Regions from separate parts of the Homo sapiens genome. Here region 1 is linked to region 2. A link is a contact called in ENCODE Hi-C or POLR2A ChIA-PET data. All regions are on one chromosome and are shown on one strand. Each heading gives the region's core, a stretch centred on a gene start or an enhancer-like site at or near the end of the contact. The rest is flanking DNA. Distances are from core to core; before and after follow the strand shown. Region 1 overlaps GNG12-AS1 (GNG12, DIRAS3 and WLS antisense RNA 1). Region 2 has its middle 53 kb from the start of GADD45A.

What was found. A loop is a pair of places that touch in the nucleus more often than their neighbours do. ChIA-PET counts read pairs that join two places held with the same protein, here RNA polymerase II (POLR2A).
Region 1: a loop to region 2 is called in a map with no recorded cell type, with 1.9 times the contacts of the local background. The contact joins two enhancer-like sites. A Hi-C loop is called at or near these places in 1 of 37 single-sample maps with no recorded cell type. POLR2A ChIA-PET finds 5 or more read pairs at or near these places in 1 of 52 experiments (BJ).

What each region holds. Positions count from the first base shown.
Region 1 is chr1:67,945,837-67,948,655 of GRCh38, forward strand. The region is part of intron 1 of GNG12-AS1 (GNG12, DIRAS3 and WLS antisense RNA 1); the gene reads left to right. Among named protein-coding and RNA genes, the nearest start is that of DIRAS3, 100 kb to the right of the region's middle. Within about 2 kb of position 1,400, at least 5 of the 41 ENCODE cell types and tissues checked have a DNase peak (open chromatin) inside an H3K27ac peak, as active enhancers do.
Region 2 is chr1:67,630,487-67,633,186 of GRCh38, forward strand. No RefSeq gene overlaps it. Among named protein-coding and RNA genes, the nearest start is that of GADD45A, 53 kb to the right of the region's middle. Within about 2 kb of position 1,430, at least 8 of the 41 ENCODE cell types and tissues checked have a DNase peak (open chromatin) inside an H3K27ac peak, as active enhancers do.

The DNA.
Region 1 (2,819 bases), core at 150-2,649, 320 kb after region 2:
TTGTTTAAGGTACCCAGTCTGTGGTACTTTATCATAGCAGCCCTGGCGAACTAATACACCATTGCAGCTCTGTCCCACAGGCTGGAATGCTTGGGATTTGCTCTGTATCTGCTCAAGACAGTCATTTTCTGATACACAGTGGGAGTTATTAGTTTCCTCAAGATGTGTTGCTTATAAGGGAATTCGTTTTGAGAGACATATCTAGGACTGCTGGGCTGCAGAGAGAGTGAGGGTACTTTAGCCATTCAGTCATGCATTTTCTCCTCCTCCCCAGCTACACTCAGAGGATATAAAAAAACCATCTGGCAGATGAGGGCCCTGGCGGTTACCATGGTGAGGCAGAGCAGAGCCGGGGAGACTGGGGTATGTATCGCTGTCCCTGACACTTGAGCCCAGTGAAATGTCAGCCTGGCTTGCGTTCATTTTGGATAATATTTTTATCTGACTTTTTTTCCCCCAGCTAAGTTATTTAAAAGACTTGTGTAGGTCCAGTTCTGATCACTGGATGTTTTCACCTACAGAAAAAGCTCTTTGAGAATAAGGACTAAATGCCTTCCTATTTTATTCCCTCTTTCTGGCGTCTTGTCTACCCCTCCCGCTATCCCCCACATTCCCTGCAGAATTAAACCAGTGTCTATTACTGAGTTGATATTCAAGAAGTATTTGATAGGTTGAGTTGAATTAATTAACCTTTGGAGAAACTCTTGTTTTCATGTTTGCTTCTGATTTTTAAAGCCACTGACAATTACCTTCACTGGGAGTGTCTAGTTAATTCAAGTGGCAAGTTCCAGTATGTGATATATAGCTGCCATCAGGGTTGAGACCTGTGAGCAAGGTGCAGGGGTGCCAGGAATTTAGTACAAGACAAAACCTGAGTGTCAGGGCTCTATACTCAGTTGGACTTGGGTTTGAATTCTGGGTCTGTTGTCAACTCCTTATGTGACATGGGGACAGAGACTTCATTTCCCTGGCCTCCTTCATTGTCTTCAAAATGGGGATCCTAATCATACCTGCTTCCTGGGGTGCCTGTGAGGCTTAATAGAGATAGTGTGACTAAAGCTTTGTATCTGGCATCAATGAGTGGTCCATAAACTATAGCCATTATTGTAATACTATTAAAAGTTTTTATTTCAGTTCTGCCCTTAATTCTGTGAATTTTGGTACTTGTTTCCCAATCTCTAACATTTCTGGAAATGTTCTGTCTCAGTAAGGTAATGTCTGGGGGCAGGTGTGGACAGCCACAGACCTCTACCTCCTCTCAGGCCATCCATAGGTTCTCTTCGATAATCATAGGGTGTCTGAGGCTTCTAGTGGCAGAAATGTCTGGGGAGGGCGATTGGCTGAGCATGGAGAGGTTTCCGAGGGTAGGAACCTGACAGCCAGGAGAGGACCAACTCAGACCAGCTTGGCCCAGACTCAGGAGGCTGCAGCCGCCAGCAGGGCTGTGTAGGGAGGGTGGCCTCATTGGCATGCAGTACCCAGGCTCTAGGAAGTATGAGCCCGTCAGGGGGTAGCGAACAGCAACGGGTGTTGTGGAAACAGCTGGCTTTGCCCCACTGTGATTCTAGTCCACTTTTTCTTTCCTTCCTTTTATTCTAAATCTTAAAGAGAACTACCATATGATCCAACAGTTTCACTACTGGGTAAATAACCAAAGGAAATGAAACTAGCATATTGAAGAGATATCTGCCTCCTCATGTCTCTTGCAGCACTATTCACAATAGCCAAGATATGAAATCAACTGAAATGTCCATCAACAGCAATCCTTATCCTGTTTTCTCCCCTTATGTTTATTTCCAAAAGAGCAAAGGCTTGACTGCAGCTTCGTGTAATTGCTTCTAAATCATAATGGATCTATTTTCCTTTTTGCCAAGATTGAACCATGGTAAATTTGTAATGATTTACTTACAAATAGAGCCACAGGATTGATTATAATTCAAGCTCTTTCATTCTTTAGCTATGTGGCCTTAAGCAAGTTACTAATTTTTGCATTGTCTGTGAGCCTTGATTTTTTCCTGCCAAACCTCATTCCTCCAGTCTTTTGCATCTCCAAAAAAGGTGCCACCATCAATCTATTTGCTCAAGTAAGAAGCCTAGGTACCATTTTGAATTCCTTTCTTCCTTACTCCAACTACCATCCAATTCACTAGCGATTCTTACTGATTCCACCACTGAAATACAGGATATCTCAAAACCATGTAGTTCTCCCGCCTCCACCATCACCTGGAAGAGGCCACCAGCATCTCTTGCCTTAACTTTAACACCCTCCTCACCAGTTGCTTGCTACTGTCTTTGTCCTTCCTCCACTTATAATATGTCTATCTCAATGCCAGCCAGAGTGATCTTGTTAGAATGTAAATTAGACTATGGACTGCCTCTGCTTACAATCCTTCAACCTTTCCACTGCATTCAGAAAAAAATCCAAACTCCTTGTCACGGTCTATGTATCTCTGCTGACCTTTGCAGCTTCTTTCTTGTCCATTCCCTTCTTTGCTTTCTACATTCCTGGCATGTGAGTTGTCTCACATTTTCCCAGATGTTTCTAGTTTCTATTGCCTCAGAGTCCTTACACACTCCAATTCCTCTGCCTGCATCAGTGGACCATCCACTTTTCACATTCAAGGGTCTTTCTTATACTTCAGGGCTCTGCTTAAAATTTACCTCCCAGAAAGACCTTTCTCCATTTCCCCCATGCAATCCAGAGTAGGGCCCCTTCTCCTCCCCCGGCTTTTCTCTATATTTGTGACCAGTTAGTTTCCCTTAGAGCACCTATCCCCATTTGTCATCGTTCTCTGTTGTTTTTTTGTTTGTGCTTTCCA
Region 2 (2,700 bases), core at 180-2,679:
TGATTGTCCCCTTATTTCTCCGAAAGCCAGGGGTTTGTAGAAGAGCATTCCTGGGTGTGTTTCCTGATGGGGAGAGCTAAGGGCAGAGAATCTAGGATAACACTTGGCCTTCATCCATTCCATGACACGTCACACCTTTGGCATCTATTTGGCTGTTGGTAGGAAGGGGGAAAGGTGAGATGAAGAAAGAGGAGATTTGCCACCTCTGACTTCCCCTCATGACTCCCAGGTCATATTAGCACTAACACTAGTTATATTTTAAAGTGTCTTATTTGTTTATGTCACAAATAATGATTGAGAGCACACTATGTATATGCCAGGCTCTGTACTAGACACTGGAGACACAATGCAAAGCAGCCATACTCCCTGCTCTTTGAGGTATTCACAATGTGGTACATGCAATAAGACAATCAGATGTGGAAAGTGTCCAGTGAGTTCTGTAGAATATGGCCCACTTAGATCTCTTATTTACAGTATTGTGGCTGGTATAATTTAATTATTTGAGTAATTATTTGTTAGTGTTGGTCTTCCATTTTTGACTAAAAATCCCATAAGGACAAGGATTCCATTACCACTGTAAGTCCTAGCATAATGCCTAGCCTATGAGGAAGAGCTCAATAAACATTTATGAAGAAGGAAAGGAGAGGAGAGGAGGGAAGAATGGAGGGAGGGAAGGAGAAGGTGGGATGAGATAGAAAGAAAAGAAAGAGAAATCAGTTGTAGTGGTTCACTCCTGTAATCCCAGTGACTTCGGAGGCTGAGGCAGGAAGATTGCTTGAGCCTCATTGCTTGAGGAGTTTGAGGTTGCAATGAGCCGTGATTGCATCACTGCACTCCAGTTTGAGTGACAGAGTGAGACCCTGTGGAGAAAGAAAGAAAGGCAGGAAGAAAGTAAGAAATAAGGGAAAGAAAGAATGAGAAAGAGGAAGAAAGAGAGAAAGAGAGAGAGAAAAGAAGAAAGAAAGAAAAGAAAGAAAGAGAAAGAAAGAAAGAAAGAAAGAAAGAAAAGAAAGAAAGAAAGAAAGAAAGAAAGAAAGAAAGAAAGAAAGAAAGAAAGAAAGAAAGAAAAGAAAGAAAGAAAGAAAGGAGGGGAGAGAAAGAAAGAAAATGAGAGATAGGAAAGGAGAGGGAAGAAGATGGAAGGGAAGGAGAGGAAAGGAGAAAGGTAGATTAGTGTCCTGGAAGAAGGGTGAAAGGACACTGTGAATAAACTCTGGGCGTGTAGAGGGAAGCTGGGTACTGAGAAGGCAAGGAAATGGATCTAAGTGAGAGGAGGTCAAGGCGGCAGGCACTAGGTGTATAGGAAGTGGATGTTTCATCTGGGAAAATTCCATGGCAGAATAAAGGCAGGTGGCTGTGCAGAGCCTGGGAACTTGTCATAAAGTGCACTCTCTGTCTGGCTGGGAGGGGTCCTGACTGCGGAGAGCCACACCTCTGGCTGCACCTGGGAATCCCTGACCTAGGGCTGATGCTGTGCCAGGTGGGGCAGAGAACTCTGGACTCTGGACTCAAACAGACCTGATTTGCCTCTAGCCTGTGCTGTTAATAACCTAAAGTTTCTCTGAAGAGCTGTTGAGGTGATGAGCTGTGCTGGAAGAACCTGGCCAATGCCTTCTGGTGGAGGCAGGCCTGGGCTCTCTTCATAAAGAAGCATTTTGTTTTAGCTAATTGATCCCTATGGACCATTGTTCTAGTTTACTATTTCTCGTCCTTAGCTATATTCACACTATAATTACACCTTTCTCACCGTTTCTTAGAAGCCTTCTATTTCAAATAGAACTGTGGTCTTACCTATAAAAACCACATTTCCCAAATACAGATTGTGATCGATAGTCACAAGGGCACTTACAGGGAAAACTCTGGAAAAATGAACAGCACTGCCAAAGGGTGTAATATGTGCACAGCCTCATGCTGAGTGCTTGCATTGCAATATTCCATCCAGTCTTTGTAGCAGCCCTGAGGGGCAGGTGCTATTGTTATCCCCAGTTGACAGGGAAGGAAATGAGGCCCAAGCAGGCTCCAGTCACCTCTCCGCAGTCTCTCAACCACATGTGGTGGAAACAGGACCCACAAGCAGGGCTGACTCTCTTGGTCAGGCCTAGACACTCCAGCCCCAAGCCAGGCCAAGGCGATGCAGGCCCCAGTGGCAATGAGCTGCGGTTTTAGAAGAAAAGTCGACAAACGATTTCTACCCTAATCGTTACATCTATTTTTAAAGCTTCTTTCTTTTATTTTGATAAGTGGTTGTCATTTTTCATAGACTATAAGTATGTAAAGTTTTATTTAATTAATTTCGAAAGTGAACTTTTAAAAAAGAAGTGTTCTGTAATGGTTTAGCGGACATATGGATACAGGGATAGTGAAGATGAATACAGGTGATGATCTGGGGAAACTCAGGCCGCCCTCAGGGCTGATTTTGATCTTTGCTATTGGACTCTGTGACACTGTCAGTCTGCCAACCCTCATGGGACATGCCACTGGGGTTTGTTGCATCTTACTGGGCTTTGCCTAATCGGTCTTGCCTGTGTGGGTCTGTCTGGTCTCTCGGGTCATGGCTGTGCCCCATCTTGACAGAATAAATATCAGGAACTAGGTAAAAGGTGATTTGGCAAATATCAGGAAATGAAATATCTTCAGCTGCAATTGGCACAGGACACACAAGGGCTTGCTGGGAAGCGACATGAAAGATGAGGGTCCCCT